Linked DNA regions of Mus musculus: all the other regions are linked to region 2. The links are chromatin loops, found by intact Hi-C in ENCODE. Cell type or tissue: left cerebral cortex. All regions are shown on one strand. Links, peaks and the distances in the headings refer to the core of each region. The heading gives the core; the rest is flanking DNA.

Region 1 (7,752 bases), core at 2,928-5,427, 430 kb before region 2:
GCCTGTGGGTGAAAGTATTTATGCCAAGGAAATGGGCAAACAGGGATCAAAAATAAAGGCTTCCTCTCTCCCCTCCACCAGGGAGACGGTTTATTTGCTTTCCAGAAAGGGTCACAGTGACCATAAAGAGAGAGAAGTCCTCTCAGGACCCTTAGTCACATAAGACAGAAGTCAACACTGATAGATCTAAGTAGAGATGGGCTGTTAGGAAAAGTAGGACTTGGATAGTCTACAGAACCCACAGGAAATATGTAGAGCTGAAACAGGCTTGAACCCAGAGCAGCAAGGCAGAAGACACCATAAAATTCTCAGTTTCCTCTACCACTGCACACTTGGCCCTAGGCACGGCCAACCCTCTTTAACAGAGAAAATCCTAAAACATTCTTTCGCCTTGACCTCCCTTGATCCAGTTCTGAAGAGATGTCTTTGATTGACAGGCTTTAAGCAGGTCTATCCAGTAGTCAGTGTCACATAAAGCAATTCCTTCGTGGTTCCTGCTTCTACCGCAGAAGGCTGAGACTGGTCCTGATTGTCCTGAACTGACAGTGTGCTAACAGCTTCACTGCAGGAAAAACTCCACTCAAACCTGCTGGCTACAGAGCTGATGGGCCCCAGGGCAATTAAAAAAAGCCTCTCTCAAATATTTTTCCCATATGGACAAAAGTTTTCTCTGCAGTTTACCCAAATACCAATAACTTCGCAGATAAAATATTTTAAATGCATAGATCCCTCTCAGAACCAGTCCTTACCATCCTGACCTCCTTGGCCCCAGTGGTATCACAATAACACACACACACAGAGACAGAGACAGAGACAGAGACAGACAGACAGACAGACAGACAAACAGACAGACACATATACACACACACATATGCAGAGACAGAGTCAAACAGACACACACACACACACAGACAGACAGAGACAGACAGACAGACACACACACACACACACACACACACACACACACACACACACACATCCACACCCGTCAATGTGCAATGTGGAGCTAACATTTCCCTCCTACCCTCTCAATTTGGTTCAACTGACAAAGCAGAAGTAACTCTTAATCACATGCATTAGTGTAAGATTTAAGCATGGATAATACAGAACAGCAGGTAACCCGAAAAACCTTTCCATGTGGCTCCAGGATATAACATATGAGTCATTAATTATACAGAAGAATTAGAATTGCCTATGTAAATTGTGACCACAAGACGGATAGTTGCAAGGCTGCAAGTCCAATTCTGTGCTAACTTTCAGCTATATAAATTATAACATCAGCAGTATCCAAGGAGCTTTCTAGTACACAGCCAGTGCAACTGTGTATTGGGGCTGCTAGGGACGATTAGGAAAGGGAGATGGAATGAGGAAACAATGAACAAAAATCACATAAATTTTATTTTGGCCATAGGAACAGACAGTGCAATAGATAAAATGGTAATGAACACAGAACAAACACCTACAAAATTCACCTTCACGTTCATCCAGATTCACATTATTTCAAATAAGGAATCAGGGGAAGACCAGTAAATGTCTCCGTGTTTAATTATGCTTATGAAAAACAGAAAGTTCAAGGTTGTCTGATGATCTTGGGATGGGTTGGTGGGCAGAAGGAGGGGCTGTGAACAGACAGGTGGGAAATAAACCGATGTGGTCCTCAGTGTTTGAGCCCAGAGGGGCCCATGGAAAGAAGCACATGGCCTGCTTTGCTCCCCGGAAGGCATGTTCCTTTATAACATGAGAAAGGAACTTGCAGAGTAACAAGGACCTGATGCAGGAAGACTTTGGTCTCTAAGTGATCCCACGTTTGCAGCCTGGGGTTGATTTTGATCAGAAGAGCGGAGGCAAAGTGCTGTAAATGTTCCTTCTTCAAGGCCACAGCTACAGGCTTGCCTTGGCTTCCTAGTCATCTCAAGAGAGGCAGGGGCCTAGCAAACTTAGACTCAGGGCATCCAGGAAGCCTTCTATGGTCTGCTCTGAGGCCCATCAGTTTCTAAAAGGGAGCTATTGTTTCCTGGCTGTTGCCTCACTGAAAGCAAGCTGGGCTTGAATTATGGTGGGCCTAGAAATGAGCCCTGAGTTTAGAGTTACGAATCCTGATATCACTGATATCAGGGAGGGTGGTGATGGTATCTTCCTCTTCTGGTCCCAGGGAGGTTCTCCAGCTGCCCTGGGGAATTCCTTCCTTACCATCTCTCCAAAGCTTACCGTGCCAAGGAGGATCCTCACAGGGGCTTAAACATGAAAAATGAAACAGGGACTTACTTACCTGAAGGAAATATGTGAGAATGCATCTTATAGTACAAAATAATAGTACAAAAGAACTTTCTAAGCATAACACAAAGTCTCAATATCCAGAAAATATGAGGTTGATCAATTTCACTAGTTTTCCACATGAAGAAGAAAATCATACCCTCAAAGGAAAAACATTTTTAAAGTAAAGTCTTTGAAAAGATGGACTTAGATTCAAACCACAGGCCAAAAAAAGAAAAGGAAAGGGAAGGGGAGGGGAGGGGAGGGGAGGGGAGGGGAGGGGAAGAGAAGAGAAGAGAAGAGTATTCTTTTTAATACTTTTTAATGCTCATTAGCATTTGAGAGATCTAATAAATAACAAACTGTCCTGTTAAAATTCTATCTACAAAGGAGTAAGCAGATTAATATTAAAAAATCATTTTCTTACCAATGGAGCCACTGGGGTAGGCAACCTTTGTATGTAAACAGATCTCCCAGTTCTAAATCCCAAAGTGTTGCAGATCTACCCATCAGCTCTGAAAGCCCACAGACTTCTTTTGGCAGGCGTAAGACCTTTGTGACTAAGCTTAGGATATAGCCAGAGGCTACCTGAAGTGCTTGTTCCATGTAGAACAATTTTAAAAGCAGGGAGGGACAGAGAAGTATCTGAGCTAGATAGGCATATATCTAACCAGCAAACTTAGCCACTGGATAATTGACTTCTCCTTCATACGGGGGAAGAGAATGAGTAGAAGAGAGTCACAGTGAGACAAAATCACCAACCAATGATGTCTTTCCACTTGGAAATATAAAGCACCTCGAAGGAAGTGCCCTATCCAAGAAGTACCAGCAAATCAACAGAGAAAGAGCAATAACACAATACCAACCTGGGAAGAGAAGATGAACAGACTCGTGGAGAAAGAGATTAAAAAACACACACAGAATGCATACATATACATGAAAGATTCAAAAAAACAGTACCGTTACATAAAAATCAAAATTAATGCCACAATGAAATATCATCACTGAACAGACTGGCAAGAGTTGGAAATCTTGTTACTGTACTATTGGTGCAGATGTGGGCAGTTGGCATTTTTATGCACTGCTGGGAAGACACCCAAAATTTTATAGAGGACAGTGAGGCAACTGGTATCAAGACTCCAAGGGCAATGTTTCTAGACCAACATGCCACCTCTAGCTTTAGCCTATGTATTAGTATCTGTGACACCTGGTGCAACATTGCTCTTTCAAAGTCAAAAGACTAGCATGGACCCAAAGGGACATCAGTAGAGAGTGAAATAAATTAATACACAGTACAGAGACCAAGGGTAGAACCAAACACGACTGGCACAAAAAGAAAGAGAGACAGTGAAAAGGAGAGAGAGAGAGAGAAAGAGAGAGAGAGAGAGAGAGAGAGAGAGAGAGAGAGAGAGAGAGAGAGAGAGAGAGAGAGAAGAAAAAAGGAAAGGAAAAAGAAAAATATCAACGAGCAGAGACTCACAGCCAGACATTATGCAGAGAGAGACACTAAACAGGAGGTCTCCATCCTGTCTCTCCCTTAAAGATTGGAGGGAGGAAGAGGAAAGATTTCAGGAGCCAGAGTGGATAAAGGATGCCAGGAGAACATTGCCCAATAAATCAACTAAGAGGGCCCATATGGGCTCACAGAAACGGACACAGCAAGCACAGGCCTGCCTAAGTGTGTACAAGGTCCTCTGTCTGTACATTGTGGCTGTTAGCTTGGTGGTTTTGTGGGACTCCTAACTGTGGGAATAGGTGTGTCTCTGACTCCTTTGCCTGCTCTTTGAGACTCTTTCCTCCTATTGGGTTGCCTTGCCCAGCATTGATTGGTTTGATTTATTGTATCTTGTTACTTGCATTTGGCTGTTGTCTTTTAGAGGCCTGTTCCTTTCTGAAGAGAAAGGGAGGCAGGATGGTGGATCTGGGGACTAGGGAAGGTGGGGGGAGGGAGGAGCTGGGAGAAGAGAAGGGAGGGGAAACTGGAGTCAAAATTTATTGTATGAGAGAGAATATTTTCGATGATGATGATGATGATGATGATGAAAGCATATACAGTGACAACTTATGGAGCTGTTAATATATTTAGGTAGTTCTGTGTGTCCAAATATGGAATGATCCTCAAGATGTCCAATATAAAATATGAGACAAAATTTTTATATAGAATGCTAGCATAATCTTGAAGAAATAGATTATACCTTGAGAAATTTATAGGCTGCTTTCATAGATTTACATAAGACATTGCCTTTGGAGTAAGAAACTGGGAGGAAGGAATGGGAAATAAGTGGATGTAGTGGTTTAAATAGGCTTGGTCCATGGGAAGAGACACTATTGGGAGGTGTGGCCTTGTTGGAATAGGTGTGCCCTTAGAGAAAGTGTGTCACTGTGTAGGTGGTCTTTGAGGTCTTCCAGGACTAAAGCTCCACCCAGTGCAGAAAACAGCCTCCTCCTGGCTACCTTCAGATCAAGATGTAGACCTCTCATTTCCTTCGCCAGCACTTCATCTGCCTGCAGGCTGCTATGCTTCCAGCCATGAAGATAATGGACTGAACCTCTGAAACTGTAAGCCAGCCCTAAATAAATGTTTGCCTTATAAGAGTTGCTTTTGTGGTGATGTCTCTTCACAGCAATAAAACTAAGACAGTGGGGGACTTACATTTTCACTGTATAGCCTTTTGTGCCCTTTGGATTTATGTCAAGTATACTCATTGACAAAACTAAAATCTGATTCTGATTTAGTCAGGTAGGCTTCAGAATCCTGGGGAGAGGGGCAAAGCTTCCTCTTAGAAGACTCAGACCATCCAGCTCCTCCCTTGACCTACCTGCCTTAAATCTAGCAGCTCACAGTCTAGCTTAAATGAAAAACATCTTATCTTTGTCTTCACTGGTCCTGACTTGCCCCAGGTGGTTGAGGGAGAGAAGAAAGGTCTCTTGCATTCCCTCAGAAATGCTGCTGAGTAACTATGACTAAGCATTTTTCTGAAAGTACAACCAACAGTAAATTTTCTCCCATGAAGTTAGCCCAGCCCTAGTCAGAGGAGCCATCCATGCAGAATCAAAAAAAAAAAAAAAAAAAAAAAGAGCAAACTTCAGTTGCTATGTGTATTAGTCAGGGTTCTGTAGATCAGTGGTCCTCTACCTGAGGGTTTCAACCCCTTTGGGGGGGCTGAATGACCCTTCACAGAGGGGTCACATATAAGATATCCTGCATATTAGATATTTACATTATGATTCACTTTCAGTTATGAAATAGCAACAAAATTATTTTATGCTTGGAGGGTCACCACACGAGGATCTGTTTTAAAGGGTCACAGCATTAGGAAGGCTGAGAGCCACTGCTCTAGAGGAGCAAAACCAATAGAATACATACTGTTTCAAAAGAAAGTTATTATTGTTGCCTGATGTGGTCTGAGTAATCCACGGGCAACTATCTCATACAAGAGATCAGCAGCAATAGAGTAGATGAACTTAACAGCAAGAATGAAAGCCAGGTGAGTGAGCAAATACGGAAACAGCTTTCTCTCTTACAGGTCCTTGTGTCCACATTACCTAGCAGAAGTGCTGCCTGCATGTAGGGTAGGTCTTCCCCAACCCAGACAATCCCTGCAGTCAAGCCTACAAGCCAACCTGATCAAGGTAATCCCTCATGCAGTCTTTCTTTCCAGGGGACTCTGGGTTGTGTTAAAACTAACCATCCACTCAGATGAGTAACCTTTGTGTTCTAGAAGGTACTAGAAAGTATCTCAGGCCAGTTGTGAATACAGGCTCTACCCATTTCTTCCACCATCTACCTAGATTTTACAGTCTGACACTAAAATCATTCCCAACTGGAAATCTGTTATATCATCTGAAGCTATTATAAGGATCGAGAGGATGAGGAAGGTCCTTCCCCAACTAAATGTGAAGTTTTTTAACTAAATAGGGTGTGATGGGTTGCTATGAGGGAACAGAATATGTGGAGGTTGGTTCAGGAAGGGGCTATTTTTAGAACTGAAACACTTCAGAGGGAGGGAGAAAGCCTTATGACCATCAAGATAATGGATCTGAGTAGCCAGACTCCAAAATAAACTTATTAAAGGAGCAAGTGTAAAAGGAGATCTGAGGCAAGGACATGCCTGCCAACTACAAAGCCAGGACAGCACCATGCTTAGTGTAGACTACGGCAGCTGCGGGAAGGATGCTCTCATCTTAAAGTTCAAAATATGTAATCCAAAGTTTCAAGGAAAAAGGCCTTTGATCCCATGGCCGCCTGACAGCTCATGGCCTGCTACTGTAGCTGGTGTTGCAACCACCTTTGCATCCTAGCAGAAGTGGGGGAAATCACCCTGTGAAGAAACCACAGCAAAAAGAAACTGCTGGAGCTGGCCATCCGTCAAGGGCAAGCCTTGGTCCCAGGGCCCCACACTTGGCATCTTAAGCTGTCATGGAAGAGAAAGTGTGAGAATGCAGATGCCAGCAGAGACAGGAGCATCTCTCACCACCTAGGAATCAGAATGGGCTACTTGGTGGGTGGGGATCACAAAGTGTATGGCAGCCACAAAGACTGCCACTTCATGGCTCTGGAGTGAGAGTTCATCAATGTGGGGACACATGCATGAGTGTACATATGGGCATACACATATGAGAACCTACACATGAATCATCGGTGCTTTGTGCCTGTCTGGCTCCCAGCAGCAAAGTTGGGAACATGGGGTGCAGCCATAGAGAAGCAGGGGGTGGGGGGAGGCATCCTAATGCCATAGTGGCACCTCAATAGTAACTCCAGACTTCTGTCCTCACTTCCATCATCAGAGTTCCTTGCATACACATGGTCTATTCCCATTCAGTCCAATTTATCTCCACACTACAAGTAGTTACAAGCCTGCAAAACAGCGCCTACAGAGGCATGACAAGTACCATAAATGTTTCAAGCATGAGGCTCAGGGGACTAGCAAGCTGGAGAGTGTGTGGCCATCAAACACACTCAAGCTCAGATTTGTAATAAACACCATGCTGACAAAATAAAGCATACCACATGTATGCATACCACATGTATGCTCCGCAGGCTGTGAGCTCAGCAGGGTGGTTAAGGTGGATAGCAAGGTTCAGAAGAGTAGAGCGGGAACCATGGATTCATAGCACAACAGTTAATAACTTCAAAATTCTCTGGGAAGAGGAGGGGAGTGTGTGTACCTTCACAACCATCTCAGGAAGGCAGTACTATTGTGGGTTTTTAGGTAAAGAAGGGCAAGCATAAAGATGTTCGAGAGCTTCTCCAACTTTGTGCAAATAAGAAGTACCAGTTGAACTTGAGCTACTACTAAAACAGGCTGCTTGTGAATTCAAAAGCTACAGGGGACTCTGCTATGCAAGGGCATGGTTAACAATGGCCCTGATGTGTCTCCACAAAGTAGTCTAGAAGCCCTAACACATGCTCAGGGATGTTGCATCCCTCCAGAAAATGGATCCCTGGGAAGAACTTCTCTTCTCTCCTTACAGGGCTTGCTTGGTAGATTATCTGAA
Region 2 (7,752 bases), core at 3,018-5,517:
ATATAAATTACTTTTACTTTTTTACATTAAAAAAAAGATTTTCAGATACATCAGAAGAGAGCATTGATTTTCATTACAGATAGCTGTGAGCAACCTTGTGGTTGCTGGGAATTGAACTCAGGACCTCTGGCAGAGCAGTCAGTGCTCTTAACCACTGAGCCATCTCTCCAGCCTCCCCCACCCAACTTTTACATTTTTAATATGATAGTTTGATTCAGTGGTGTCCTGGTTTCTAAAGACACCAACTCAGGCAGTCACAGCATGTCTGGAATCCTCCTGTTTTTACCTGTAGAGTTTGCTTTAATTTGGCCCAAACTCATTGTCAGGTTCAGATACTCTTAGGGACTCTGCAGTCTAGGAGACAGGAGCTTCCTTCCCACACTCTCTTACTGCTTACCTGGTGGTGGGTGTGGTGGTGGTGGGTGTGTATGTAAATATTCATATTATGATTTAGATTTAATTTTATGTATATGAGTATTTTGCCTACAGGTATGTCTATGCATCACACACCCGTGAAGGTCAGAAGAGGACGTTAAATCACCTGGAACTGGACTTATGGAGGGTTGTGAATCTCCAACGTGGTGCTGGGAACAGAACCCTGATCCTCTGAAGTAGTGCTCTTAACTTTCTGAGCCATCTCTCTAGCCCCCAGCGTGTGTGTGTGTGTGTGTGTGTGTGTGTGTGTGTGTCTGTGTCTGTGTATACGTATACGTATACGTATACGTATACGTATACGTATACGTATACGTATACATATACATATACATATACATATACATATACATATACATATATATATATAAAGTAAAAAGTAAAGATTTGTTTTCTTTTTCTTCAGATTGTAGCTGGGGCTGGACCTAAAATTGCCACACCTAGTTTTATGTAGTGCTGGCTGATGATCAAATTCAGGGTGTATGCATTCTACCAACTGGGATGTACCCCCAACCAGAGACAGGGTCTTTTTTATGTTACCCAGGCTGGCCTTGAATCCCAAAGCTTCCTCTCTCAACATTCCAAGTTGCTGGGATTAAAAGTGTGTCCCACCATGCTGCCCTCCCTTTCATTGTTCTTTCCCCCTAGTGTGGACAGTTGAGGTTGTTTAGCTATTTTGGCTAATTTTCCTTTTCAAAGTCAGCAGATGAGGCTTTCTTGTCCTTCCCTTCTCCCCCAAACTATCTACCTTCCCTGCTTGTGAAGGTTTATAGCTCTCTAAATCTTTCCTGGGGTCCTGGGTAGTTGTCCTCCAGTGCACCCAACACATGCAAAATAAACCTACATGCTTATTTCTTCTATTGAGCTGGGTAGGCTGTGCATTTCAGCAAACCTTAAGAGGATAGAGGGAAATGGGTGGGGGAAGGAGGGAGGGAGGGAGGGAGGGAGGGAGGGAGGGAGGGAGGGAGGGAGGGAGGGAGGAAGAGAGAGAATAGCAAATGCCAATATCTTTGTTCAAGCTCAATTTTAGGAAAAAACAAACAAAGCCTGACCTCTGGATGTAGATTGTCCCCAGGAAGTCCTCTCTGAACCTCTGCCTTACCCATTTTGATTTAATAAGCATAGATTGACGGGGTGGGGTTGGGACAGGACTGTAAAGCAATTGTCTGAGACTTTACATTACGTTACAGTGTGTAAATACACAGGCGGTCAAGGATGATATCACAGATATGTGAATAAAGAACAGACAGTAAATAAAACACTAGAACCAGACCTGGAAGAGCTCCCGACTGTTTTCCCAGGGTGGGGGTGGGGGTGGGGTGGCAAATGGAACTTCTGAGACATTTGCTGTTGACATTTTTGTATAAAGTTTCTAACCAAAGCTGTCCAAGGGCAAGAGAGCAACAGCCATAGGCAGAAGAAGAAACCCCCTCTTTCCAAGGGTGAGGTTTGCCTGAGGAGAGAAGAGTCCAAGCTTTGCCTCTGAGGACTGAGGACATGGAGGAGAGGTCGGGACTTGCTGTTACCCAAGTGCATCATTACGAAATCCACCCAGCAGGCGCCTGTAGGTTCCAGGGTGTTAGCTGCAATTGCACACACATTTAGTAATTCAGCCAAGCTACAGACATGTGGTTCATCAATGCATAGCATAAAAGAAGGAGCCTCACGTCAAAAGCCAAGAGCCACTCTTTAGCCCTTCCACTTCCTAGGTCTGAAGCCCAAGCGGGTCATTCCTTGTAGGTCTTTGTAGGTTTCACCACTTCTGTTAAAAAAAAAATTAAGATAATAGGCATCTCACATCTCTACAGGCATTCTACCAGAGCATATGAGATGGTAGATAGTGGTAGCAGACTATGGGGTACTTGAAAGTGTGGTATAACAAGTCTATAGAAACTCAGAATATTTATTTGTTTGATTATTTAGTTAATTTTTAAATTTTTGGTTTGTTATTTGTTTTTTCAAGTCAGGGTTTCTCTGTGTAGCCCTGGCTGTCCTGGAACTCCCTCTGTAGACCAAGCTGGCCTCGAACTCAAGAGATCTACCTGTCTGTGCCTCCCCAGTGCTACCACACTCTGGCTAGAAATCCAGAAGTTACAAATAAAGCAGGTTACTATTCAATGAAAGCACAGATGGACCTGGCTAATTCCAACAGAGCAAGTTTGATCCTGAGCTGTGTGAAATGCACTTACATGGAGCAAGGGGGAGCTGGCCAGTCAGTCCTTCTACTGAAACACTAACTACAGTCAGTGCCTGCGAGGCCTAAGCAGGTGAAGATGCTTAGACACAAACATGGGACCCGAGTTCAGCCAGTCATGGAAGCCCAGGGAGGAAGAAGAAGAGATCCGACTCCACACAACTGTCTGCTGACAATATTCACAACAATGTGTGAATATTAATTAAAGGAACCCCAATAATAGAAGGGACTCTAGCCAGCCTGAGCGTGGCAATGGTGGCTCTGTCAGGCCTTGTTGTCCTTCTCCATTCTCTCTGCCTTAATAAAAACCATTAGATCGGATTCCTAAAGCTAGCCCCAAACGTCTATTCCCTTATTTGGCTACTTCCTCCTCCTGAGGCTGACTACCAAGGTCCACCTATCAAGGTATTTAAGTCCACCAATCAAAAGCCTCCTTTGGTTCATCACCTGATTAACATGCTCAGTTAAAGTTAAGCACCTCATGCTAACTCTGTGTTTCCCATTTTACCTTTATAAAGTGCCACTTGCCTATGGGCCACATCTGTCTCCTCTCTATCCAAAGGCAGTCCTTTATTGTGTTCTAGGACAAACACCCCTCCATGCCTCCCTTGTTCCATTTTCCTTCTTCCTCAACCCCTATCTTCGTCTTTATCTATTTGTCTTTATCTTTATTCCTGTCTTTGTTTTTTATTCCCGGTCCTTTGTTTCTCCAAGGCAAACAAATCTCCTTTGTTCTAAGAACTTGGTCTTGGAGATCCTGAGCCCATACCAATCCTTTCAATAATAAGTAAAAACTTAAAAGTAACAACAAAGTCGGGCAATGGTGGCACATGCCTTTAATCCCAGCACTTGGGAGGCAGAGGCAGGTGGATTTCTGAATTCGGGCCAGCCTGGTCTACGAGTAAGTTCCAGGACAGCCAGGGCTACACAGAGAAACCCTGTCTCATAACCTGCCCCTCCCCCCAAAAAAAGTAACAACAAAGAATCTTTTATAAAACAGAAAGATGATCTTTTTATTTTATTTTTCTTCCTCCCCTCCCTTCCTCTTCTCTTCCTTCCTAAAATTGTTTAATTTTTTTTTTTTGATTTTTCAAGACAGGGTTTCTCTGTGTAGCCCTGGCTGCCCTGGAACTCATACTATAGACCAGGCTGGCCTCGAACTCAGAGATCCACCTGCCTCTGCCTCCCAAGTACTGAGATTAAAGGCATGCGGCACCACTGCCCAGCCTTTATATATTTTTATATATTATATTTATAAATATGTATGTTTGATATTATAATTACATCATCTCTTCCTTCTCTTTGCTCACTCTTAATCCTCCCATATGCCTCTCCTTGCTCTCTGTAAAATTCATGGCCTCTTTTTTTTTATTGTTATTACATATATTTATACATATTTCTAAATATAACCTACTCAGGCAACTTGTTACTTATCTATATGTTTTCAGGGTTGACCATTTGGTATTGGATAGCACTAAGTCAAATCTTCTTTTATTTGAGTTTTAAACACTGCATTCCAAAGGCAGAAGCTGGCGGAGGTCTTAAGTAAGGGGTCGTTCCCATAGCTGACAGGTGCCTACAGTGGGGTAGAGAACCTTGTCCCAAAGGGAAACACAGAATAGAACATCAACCTCTCTCTCTCTGGTTCTTAAAAAGTGAATGATGTCATTGGCGCCTCTGCACAGGAATGATTCACCCCTGCTGCTCTCTGATGAAGTCAGAATTTTGCAGTAGGGAGGAGCTGAGTTCACAATGGATTGCCACACTCCAGTGTGTTGCCACTGAAGACGTGTCTGTGACTATTTATAGATGGAGCCTGCATTAGGAGTTAAGTGCTCAGAACCCCAGAGTCTGGGAATCAGAGAACACGTTCATGGGCTGTGCCTCGTCCTTTCCTGACACAAAACTGTGTAGCATGATTTAGCAAATGAAACTGTATTCCTAGGAAATTGTCCCAAAGAGAGGCCAAAGAAGCCTCCTAAAGACAACTTTGATGAACTTGCTTCATCTACGGAATGTGTGTTTTTTCTCATCTTGATCACAGTGTATGTCTAAAAAAACAAAAACAAAACTGAAAAGACAAGATACAGTGGAACACACCAATAACCCTAGCACCCAACGGGGCAGAGGCAGGTGGGTCATTGTGAGGTTTAGGGCAGCTTGACCGACATGGTACCTTCCAAGCCAGCCAAGGCACCAGAGGGAGACCCTGTCACAAAGAAAAAGAATCTGATGCATTTACAACGTGGAAATCTCAATGATTAACTAGGAAGTTCACTCTGTCGTGTGTTTATTGATGCCATTAAGGGTTACTAGATGCTTCCTATCTGCCAGGAATCTATTTACAGCACCTGGCTGCCACACTCTGAGGACAGTGTAACTGTCTATTCAGCTTCCGAAGTCTAACTGATAGGGCTTGAGTCTGGCAAATAGGAAACAGGTGGTAATCGTGACTCCCCTAGTTTTACCATGAATCCTTCTAGCAGGGTGTACTTAGGATTGGGACAGAGGGAGAACACAGATAGTGTGTGCTCTCAAAGGAGCTCCAGTCCAGGAAAATTCTTGCAACCAAACCTGCTACTTCCAGCTGATGGGGTAAGTGCTATAAGTTAAGTACAAGGGGAGTGGCATACAAAGGTCTGAGAAGACTCGAATAAATGACATATTGCTCTTTGGCAATCTCCATTAAACTCCACCCTCAAGCACTAGTTTCTTTGTGTAGCTCCCTCCTATAATGATTGTGAGTTTGGCCAGGAACACCAGCTTACCTCAATGGTATCTCGCCATGATTGATGCAAGCTGCAGCTTGCTGTGGTCTTGCTCTTTAGGAATAAAAAAATTTCCCCTGGAACCCACCCACCACGCTCTGAAGAAAATCAACCAGTCTTACATAGAAGCCCCGTATGGAAGAGAACTGTGACCTTGGCCATTAGCCTCAGCTGAACTAACAGCTGGTGCTGCCATCTGTGTGGGTGGAGCCACTAGAAATTTCCACCCTAAACTCCCGACCAACCCCTGGGAAGCTGAAGAACCGCCTGACTCATCAACCCACGGAGATATGAGACATGATGAGCTGTTGTTGTCTTAAGCCACAGGGTTTGGAGGTGGCTTGTTCCGCAGCACTGGATAACAAAACATGCTGAGACTTGGTATCGTGGAAGTTAGCCCGGCCAAATGGAGAACACGTGAGAGGCGTGAGATGGCACAGCGATCTGGATTCTGTATAGGAGGCTGAATAGGAGACTGGGAGTATAGGTCGGGGAGAGGCATTTACTGGAACTGGAGGTCGGCCAAGTCTAGATCAGAGCAGTTGAAGGTAAGTAAATAGTCGTCTCCAAGATTTCCTTTGATCGATAATCCAGTGATAAGCCTGGAAATGTTCCGTAGATGTGATTTATGGCAGGGTACAGCACAAAGCAGAATCAGCAGAGAGGAAAGGCATATGAGGCAAAGTCTGGGGTGATCATCTGAGACAGGAAAGGGGTTTCCTTGAGATACTTCATGCATAAACAACCCTCGCCCAGTGGCTCCCAGACACAGTTCCCACAGCAGTGAGTGGCTACAAGGCCTGTGAAACACTACTAATTGAGGCTCCTTGCACTCGGCACCCTAGGGCTCCTACCAGGGACTTGGCTACACTGCGATGCTCAAATGCTCCACCACACAGCATTCATCTAAATGCAAGAGCATTTTCTGAAAAGACAGATTAACACCAAAAGCTGCAGTCTTGGAGTAGGTTACACTCAAAACTGTAGGTGGGTCTCGTCTAGTTAGTTGAAGGCTTTCATCAGTTCCCCTTAAAAAAAGAGTAGAGTCTAACCCAAGACTGTAACACAGGATACCCACCTCGGTGTTCAGCCTGTTACTCTGCAGATTTGGAGTCAAAACTACAAAATATACTGAATTAGAAGCCTTCTAACCTGCAGCTTTTGACTTTGCTGGCCACTTAAATGTTCCCAATATCCTGTGTTCGTGTGTGTGTGTGTGTGTGTGTGTGTGTGTGTGTGTGTGTGTTTCGATTCCAGGGCCCTCTTCCTGAGTTACATGTGAGAGCCCAAAAGCATAAGAGAGCTGGATTTATATCTGTGTAGGAGTTGGAGTCACTGTCTGGAGCCCTGATGTTCCCACAGACTCAAGCCCTTCTCCCACTTCCTTCTCTCCTAACAGCATCTATCTATACAGGCTTAAACACGTCAGGATGTTAGTGGGACACAAGGACACACCTAGAATGGTATAGCCAGAAGGGACTCAGTGGGACCCCAGGCAAAGTGTGGTCCAAAGGAAAGCTAATTTTGCATGCCCTAAAAGCTTTTGGAATGCAGAGGCTCAAGCCCTAACCTATCCCTGGATCTACAAAATTGGAATACAGATTTTAACAAGATCTCCAGGCAATCTGAATATTAAAGTTAGAGAAGCACTGTCTTGCTCCCTAGTTTAATAATTTATTTTAGTCTATTGGTGGTGGTAGCCCACAGATATAATCCCAGTATTTGGAAGGCAAAGTCAAGGTCACCACAAATTTAAGTCCAGCCTGACCTACATACATAGCAAGTTCCATATCAGCCAGGGCTGCATAAAGACACTCTGTGTCATTACAAGGGAGACATTGAACTAAAGAAAAGATATTTGGTCAGAAGAGAAGGGGAACTTAATGTATTTTTATCTTATGATTCTAAAATATAAAATACAGAAAGTAATATCTGCCATCTATCGCGTTTTGCAGTTAGTTGCTGAATATTCTGTACTTTTCTCATATCACAGACATACGTTCAAAGCTCTGGTGTACCCCTTCCTCAGCCCTGCCCCTCAGAAGCTCTGTCTCTCAGAGGTGTTATTTTGTATACAGCTAAAAATACAAGTGCATCCTAAATACTTGATGGTGTTTTGATCTTCCTTCCTTCCTTCCTTTCTTCCTTCCTTTCTTTCTTTCTTTCTTTCTTTCTTTCTTTCTTTCTTTCTTTCTTTCTTTCTTTCTTGTTTTGGGTGTCTGTCTGTCTGTCTGTCTGTCTGTCTGTCTGGAGACAGGATTTCTCTATGTAATCCCCCTAGCTGTCCTGGAACTCACTCTGTAGACCAGGCTGGCCCAGAACTCACAGAGATCCCCTTGCCTCTGCCTCCCGAGTCCT
Region 3 (7,752 bases), core at 2,928-5,427, 450 kb before region 2:
TACAAAACATTCTCTACATAAAAAAACTGAATAAAATGTGCAGCTGTCTACATCAATAAACTTCTGTAGAATGCTCTTTTCCTTGCTCTGATACTAGCTTGTTCTAGAGCCCTGGCTGTGTTCTTTGAGCTAAATAAGCCTTCCTCCTTCCTGGGTAATGAAAAGATTGATACTCATGACCGTGGCTTTGGGTGTAGGTCATGTAAGAGTAGACATCCCACCTGTCCTGCCTAAATTGAATGAACAGGAGATAGGACCATAAGAATCACTTAGCACATCCTTCCGGCTGAATTACTTGACCTACAGGAGAGTTGGACATTGCCTCCTTCCTGAAAGCCATCTGTTATCCTGCAGAGGCAGCCCTGGGGGCAGGGAGTAAGATAGGATAGGCCAAGAAGACTTGGGAGCATTTTCCATGGCGGTCAAGAAAACACATCAAAAGAACAGCCCTGTCTCCCTTCCTCTGCTCCCTCTGCAATTCCTTGAAGCCAAGGGGAATGACATCACAACAAAACAGAGGAGTTGCCAAGACATACTCTACAAAATGTCCTCACATGGTTACATTTTCTGCAAATTACAGCGTTTGGAGTATAAATCAGAGTAATTGTTTAAATCAGAGTGACTGTTGAAACAGATTTCCAGTGATCAAATCAAAAAGGCAATCATCCTGCGGTTCGTCCGGTGCTCAGAGCCCCACATACTTCTGAAAGTGTCGGTTGTCAGTTACATGGACTGTTTACATTACCATGCTGCCCGAACAGAGAAAATATATATTTTAAGAAGAAAATGTGAATCCAGGGTTACAAGAATGTTTCTCAAACAGCTAAGTCATCTTGTTTCAAGTAAAACCAGATGTTTGCATCAAGAGAAAGCCAATCATTTCTTTTAATTATGCTCAATGGTCAGGCCACCAGGAATACCCACATGTGTACACATGAGCCAGTAGAAATCAAAGGCTTTGTGACAAAGAAAGCAATCAGCAACTCCCAGACCACCAAATGGCATCCCCAGCTCCAGCCCCAGGTACAGTGTGTGTACCTGCTCCAGGAGAGCAGTCAGTAAGGTAAATCTTCCTTGACCGATATGCCAGTGTCTCACACCCCACCTTGATGCATGTCCCCCAAAAGTCTGGAACAAGTCCAGCATCAGAATATATCCTCTACTTCAGGATAGTTATAAGGAATATCCTTGGAAAAGATCTTAGGCAACCTAGCTGTCCTCTAATGTGCCCTCTCTGGCTATTGTTCTGTCCCTAAAGCCTTGGGAATATGACCAAAGGAGGCACCCAGTCCCTTGTCCTTGTTCAAGAGATATAAAATGGGGGGGTTTCATCTGGTCACACCTCCAGGTGGGAGAGGGAAACCTCACCTATTGTCCTGCCCTCTGTTATGATGTCCTGTTAGGTATGATGGGGCTAGGGAGAAGTTATATCATAGTAAGGGTGGAAGAAGGGTTCTATAATCCTCTGCTTCCCTGGGAGGATCCTGGGCTCAATTTTAGAAGAAAATTCATCCACCTGAAAGGAGGCACTGAGAATCGTCATTTCCTCCTGAGAGTGAACTTCACTGGCGGAGTCCCAGAGACATAGCTTTACAAGGTCCCCTGCAACCAAGGAGTGGCCACAATCCCAAGACTTCAGTATACACACCCACAGTACCTGAGCCTTGTTCCAAGTTGCTGGTAGTTTCTGAGTATTTGTTTTTGTTCCAAATGAGCTCTAAAATTGCCCCTAAAAGTGCTTAATGGCACAAACACAATACTCAGAGCTGGATGCAATTCAGTGGTAAGAGTACTTACCTGATCTCAATGCCCAGTATTGGATGGAAAAAGTAATATTTCCTCTGAGTTTCATTGTTTGGGGATTTAGCCCATAATTTTAACTACATATTAGCTTCCTTTTTCTTTGACATATCTTCCTTTCTTTGTCTTTTGTTTTGCAGTGTTCCTACTTCCAGTTCTTCCTAAGCAGAACTAGTCACAGAATTCGTTATGGGATCACAGGTCAGTTGTATGAGCTGTTTAGGTTTTGATTGGGTTTAAATGAAGCTATAAGCCATTAAAAACAAGTATTTAGCCCTGGGTTGTTTTTTTAAGATCAACCTGCTTTGGGAAGGGTTGCTGTAAATGATTCTGTAGGAGTCCAGTGCTCCTTTCAAGCCTGTAATCATATCATTTAGTCATGTGAACCTTTAAAGTGCATCGCAATTGATGCTGTGCATGGCTAGTGCACTCTAGCCCGTGTCTCTGGGAGCACTGATGTCACTAAGAAAACTTTCTGGGGTTGGGAGACATTAAGGCCACATTTTGTTCTCTCTCATTAGAAACAATGGCCATTTCCACCCAAGAGAATAAGAGAGGCATTTTCTCCTCGATTGGTTATGAGAGGGTGTGGACAAGAACTCAATATGCACTTAGCGTTTTCTCCTCCTCTTCATTAGTGATTCTAAAGCTCCAGGACTATTTCTATCTGCTGTCCAAAATGGTTCCAGCATGAGAAGTTTTAAAAGAAAGTGAATCTCATCATTGTGAAGCTAAGAACCCTGCTTTGTACTCAGCCCTGGAGTCAGATGTGTATCTATGGAACAGATATTTGCTTTTAATGTCTTGGCTGCAGTTAACTAGTTATGCCCCCCCCTGCCCCCAGTCAAACTTTCATGGAGATTCTTGAAGTCATAAGTAGGATGAGATTTGTCTAAAGTTTAAAAACTCATTGCTTCACACCCATAAACTGGCTTAGTAGTCTCTTATTGTCTTGAAGCACGGTTGGATGCTACTTGTGCCTAATGTATATGCAGATTTTTCAGAGCAATTGTTGAAATACCCTGAGTTGACTCTGGATTGACGGCTCCTGCCATGCAACAACGGAGTCCACCCAATCGGCATTACATGCCGTGTACTGTAACTACAGCTCAAGTACCACATCTGATACTCGGCCTATTCATTCATTGATTAAATTCTAGCATACAATTATTAAACACCTACTGAATGCAAACATCCAAGTTGTCAGTTTCCAGGCATTTGAAGATGCATGGGTCATGAAGAGAAAGCCCCTGAGTTGTCTGCAGACAATTGACCTGTATAGAACCAGAGGCAGTGCTGAGAATCATCCAGTCTCTTTTTTATTTTCTAGACATTTGCCTTGAAGTGATGCTGCATGAAGAAAAGCTGCGGTGAAACAGTTTCTCTTACACAAGGTCGGAGACCAAATGGAGTTTAAGTGGGTCTTTAACTGGAAGTACGAATAAGTGCAGCACCATCAGAAAAGTTATGCAAAGGAAACTTGAAGAGACAATCCGCTCAATTTTCTAACATCAGGTCCCACTCTGTTAGCTTAAAAAAAAAAATCATTGTTTAGACGTATAAGATGGCTTCCAAGAATGTGACACACAGCTAAGTGCTCTGAAGCAGGTAGGCCCCATCAAACCTTTAACTATAAAATAGATCTCCACTCTATTCACTGCCCCATTCCATGGGCCCATATCTTGAGAAGGGTTAGCATCTGTGTGTGTGTGTGTGTGTGTGTGTGTGTGTGTGTGTGTGTGTGTGTACACACTAGGCCGTGCTCACCATCAAACTCTTGGGATCTACTTGTATTGCCCCCAATGATAAGGTTATGACATAACACCGGATTTCATGGGAGTACATAGGATTTCATGGGAGTATATAGGATTTCATGGGAGTACATAGGATTTCATGGGAGTACATAGGATTTCATGGGAGTACATAGGATTTCATGGGAGTACATAGGATTTGAACTCAGATCCTCTTGCTTCCATAGCAAATTTTCTCATCTACAGAGCCACACATCTCTCACACCCCACAGAATGAGTATTTGAATGGGGAGGGATGTGGCATAAATCTCACAATACATGTGTGTGGATCCACAAAATTACCTGGAAATCAACCTCGCCTTGACCTTTCTGACAAAAAAACAAGAAAATCTGGAAAGTGTCAGCCATCAATAAATCCAAGCTAGAAGTCAAGGCGGCAGTGAGTTCCAGAGATTGCCACCAGAGGGCAGCAGGGCACACAGACACCTTGCTTTCACCGCTCAGAGAAAAAGCCTTAGGTGGAAGTGAAGTTAGCATTGTGCTTAAGGTTCTTAAATGGATGGATCTGGAGGATATCATCTTGAGTGGGGTAACCCAATCACAAAAGAACACACATGATATGTACTCACTGGTAAGTAGATATTAGCCCAGAAACTCAGAATTCTTCTTAGAAGGGGTAACAAACGACCCATGGAAGGAGTTACAGAGACAAAGTTCAGAACAGAGTCTGAAGGGACGATCATACAGAGACTGCCCTACTTGGGGATCCATCCCATAAACAAACACCAAACCCAGACAATATGGCTGATGCCAACAAGAGCTTGCTGACAGGAGCCTAATATAGCTGTCTCCTGAGGGCCTTTGCCAGTACCTGGCAAATACAGAAGTGGATGCTCACAATCATCCATTGGATGGAGCACAAGGTCCCCAATGAAGGAGCTAGAGAAAGTAGCCAAGGATCTGAAGGGGTCTGAAGCCCCATAGGAGGAACATCAATATGAACTAACCAGTACCCCACCCCCCCCCCCCCAGAGCTCCTTGGAACTACACCACCAATCAAAGAAAACACATGGTGGGACATGTGGCTCTAGCTGCATATGTAGCAGAGGATGGCCTAGTCAGTCACCAATGGGAGGAGAGGCCCTAGGTCCTGTGAAGTTTCTATGCCCCAGTATAGGGCACTGCCAGGACTAGGAATGGGAGTGGGTGGGTTGGGGAACAGGGGAAGGGGGTAAGGGATAGGGGTTTTTCAGAGGGGAAACTAGGAAAGGGGATAACATTTGAAATGTAAATAAAGAAAATAGCTAATAGAAAAAAGAATGGAATTCATCACAGCTCAGAACCACAGTCTCCAACTCCTAACTAAGGGCCCTCCACTTCCCTCCCAGGTCTTAGGAAAGGGATATTGTGGTTGGCTTTTATGGTTTTATTCTACAATTGAAGGAGCTTCCTGGGAGGGGCCCAGAATCACTCCCACCACCACCACAAAGCATGGGATTCCCTAGTAACTCCAAGGTGTTATAACCACTTTACCTCAACCCATACTTAGAAATACAGCTCACACTTCAATCCACATCTAGCATGTTATATACCACAAAGTGCTAACTGGTAACCAGACCTGGTCTGAAATGTGGACAACAGCATGGAGGGCAGTTCTCCAATGGACACAGAGTGTTTTTATCTCCAGACACCATGGAAACCACACCCCACAGGAGTCTCAAGGGCTCTAGAGATGATACATTTCTCTAATCTCAAAGGGAAAATAACAAGACAATGAATATCCAAAGCAGTCTCCAATGCTCCTTTCCCTTCATCTTTTCTGTGCCATCCCGTCATCCCGTCACGTTTCTGTGCCATCCCGTCACATTTCTTGCTCGGCCAGCACTAACTCACCTCTGGGAGTTTTGCTGAAAATGCTCCATGAGATGACATCTGCCTTCAAATGTTGTGTGTTCAGCCTACCCTTGCATGCTGCAGGACCTGTGTGAATTCCAGACCCATGTGAGATAGAAGAAGAGACAACAGGATGCCAGAAAGCCCAAAGATGCTCTCCTCTCAAGGGCTTACTGACAGGATTCAAGGATAATGTTTTGACCAGGGCGCAGAATCTCAGAGACGATACCCAAGAAGAGCTTCCATGACACCTCTCAGCAGTCAGCCAGGTATTTATTCCCCAACCCATGCTGCAGACTCATACACATACACTGAGCACAGTTAATGGACCTCCTGGACCTTCCTTCCTGACCCTACTAGCTGGATCAGCTCAACCCTTCCTTTCAGCTCATTTTGTAGAGAAACAGCTCTCATTGCTGAGGAAAAGATATAACTCTAAAGAAAATCATCAGAGCCCCAAGGCAAGGGCAGTCTCTGGTAACAGCTGGGGCCCCCAAAGAGAAAGATGATATAAAAAGAGTTGATGGGTGTCTATGAGATACAGTGAAATGTACTGAATGCCAAAGCAAAGAAAAGAATGAACTATATCCCAACCATCTGTGTTTCAGAACAGGAGGCAATATCATCAAGCAAGCCTGGGTTTTTTACATGGAAGACTGTGTTAACAAGGGCATAATCTGCTTTTGTCTTCCAAGCTAGACATCGGACGCTGATTCTTTAAAAGGCAAAGGAGTCCACCTTGCCATCAGAAAGTGAAATAGCAAGGCCAGAATGGGAAGAGCATCCCTACCCCACTCCCACACTGAGCCTATGGGGGATGGGAGCCTGTTGTGTGGTCTCCTCTGGAGCTGTGAGTGAGGAGCCTCAGGGCAAACCAACCAGAAACTCCTAGGCAAAGCATGGAGTTGGCCACTCTGCTGTGCCCTGCTCTCACTGTTCACATCTGAGGGAGCGAGCGAGCTTTTTCAAGTGCCTCCTGGGTCAGGACGTTTGCAGTGGTGCATGGAGGCAGAGGGAACCCTGCAAAGTCACAGGCCTTAGACATCAGCTAGAGTACCAAGGGTTCTTTTGTAAAACGTAGCTGCTCTATAGGAAAAGGTGAAGAAAGTTCTTGCTTGTGGGAAAATGTGCCCCAATGCACAGGTTACTCCAGTTTTTATAGCTACGAGAGCCTGAGTTCAACAGTCAAACCCGGGAGTGAGAGAGCTGCCAAGTGCATCCCACTTACATAGCACCAAAGACCAAGAAGGACACTGCTCATGCCCAGCTGTGCCCTTGCCCCAAACACAGACCTGGGGTACTTCTTACACAGTCTGCAAAAAAGTCTCACTGCTTAGACACAGTACACAGAGAAGAACAATTGAGCCACAACTCTAATTCTCTCACATAACTTCTGTCTCTCCAGGGCCTAAGCCTTTCAAGGCTTGTAACTAGTACCTGGGTGCCAGGAGGACTCCGTAGGCTCATTAGCTACCTGTCCTGGACAGCTGTTCATGGACATCCATTACCTTAGTCCACTCTGCTGCTGCCACTCCATCCCTGGGGAGCCCTGGGACCACTTCCCTGCATTTTCCAGGCACTGACCACTCCTAAAGATGCTAGCTCTAAGGTGCATGGGCAACCACAGATGTTCACAGAAGATGCAGAGCTCCCTCACATCCCACATCCTTTTACAAATTTCTCTGGAACTTGGGAGCAAGAAAGCAAAGAGGAACACCTCTTCCTTCATGCCCCCCCCCCCCCCCCGTGCATCTAGCTATTTAATGAAGCATTTACAAGCATGCCTGCTAGCCAGCACGGTTGGGAGCTGTGCCTCAGTAGTAAATGCCAAAGCAGAGAACCTTCCTTCTCTGAAACCAGACAGTCTGTGTAGAAAAACTGACAGAAACTTCATTCTGAGAGAGTAAAGCTGGGGGTATGAAGTCCCAGTGATAGTCCAGCTAACAGCCAAATGGGAAGAGTACACATCAGAGATCCCATGACAAGCGCTTCCCGAATAAGATGTGGTGTCTTACTTGACTCTGAGTTCACCTCCAAAACCTCACTGTCTCTATTTCACAGATGACAAAACTGAGACGAAGCACTTTGCCTAAGAAGAACAAGGGCCCAACCTGGGGGTCTCCAACTCTAACCAGTCACTACTACTACTCTAAGGAGTTGCATCCTTCCTGTAATTTCCCCCAACATTCTAGATATTTCCTTCTTCAGAGGTATTAGCATTTCAATTTTTGCTCCTTGGTCCCCTGGTAAGGGCAACTTGAAAGGAGGTCGCCATGTTCCCAGCTGTCCTCCACAGGAAAGACTGGTC

The links. A loop is a pair of places that touch in the nucleus more often than their neighbours do. Peaks named below come from ENCODE experiments on the same cell type or tissue, not always from the same donor. Only the 100,000 strongest peaks of a DNase experiment are listed, where the experiment ranks them.
Region 1: a loop joins it to region 2, with 2.7 times the contacts of the local background. A loop is called at or near these places in 5 of 42 quality-filtered maps.
Region 3: it touches region 2 in a loop (4-fold over the local background); 5 of 42 quality-filtered maps call a loop at or near these places.

Annotation. Positions count from the first base shown.
Region 1 is chr12:8,071,022-8,078,773 of GRCm38, forward strand. All of the region lies in intron 2 of Gm33037 (a long non-coding RNA gene), which reads right to left. Among named protein-coding and RNA genes, the nearest start is that of Apob, 97 kb to the left of the region's middle. In left cerebral cortex, for the core only: no CTCF peak of the experiment used is centred there; no DNase peak of the experiment used is centred there.
Region 2 is chr12:8,505,523-8,513,274 of GRCm38, forward strand. 5033421B08Rik (a long non-coding RNA gene) reads left to right here and starts at 5,641. Exons shown (of 4, transcript XR_872469.3): 1 at 5,641-5,942. In left cerebral cortex, for the core only: no CTCF peak of the experiment used is centred there; a DNase peak (open chromatin) is centred at 4,366.
Region 3 is chr12:8,055,759-8,063,510 of GRCm38, forward strand. All of the region lies in intron 2 of Gm33037 (a long non-coding RNA gene), which reads right to left. Among named protein-coding and RNA genes, the nearest start is that of Apob, 82 kb to the left of the region's middle. In left cerebral cortex, for the core only: a CTCF peak has its summit at 4,009 (motif pointing right); a DNase peak (open chromatin) is centred at 4,018.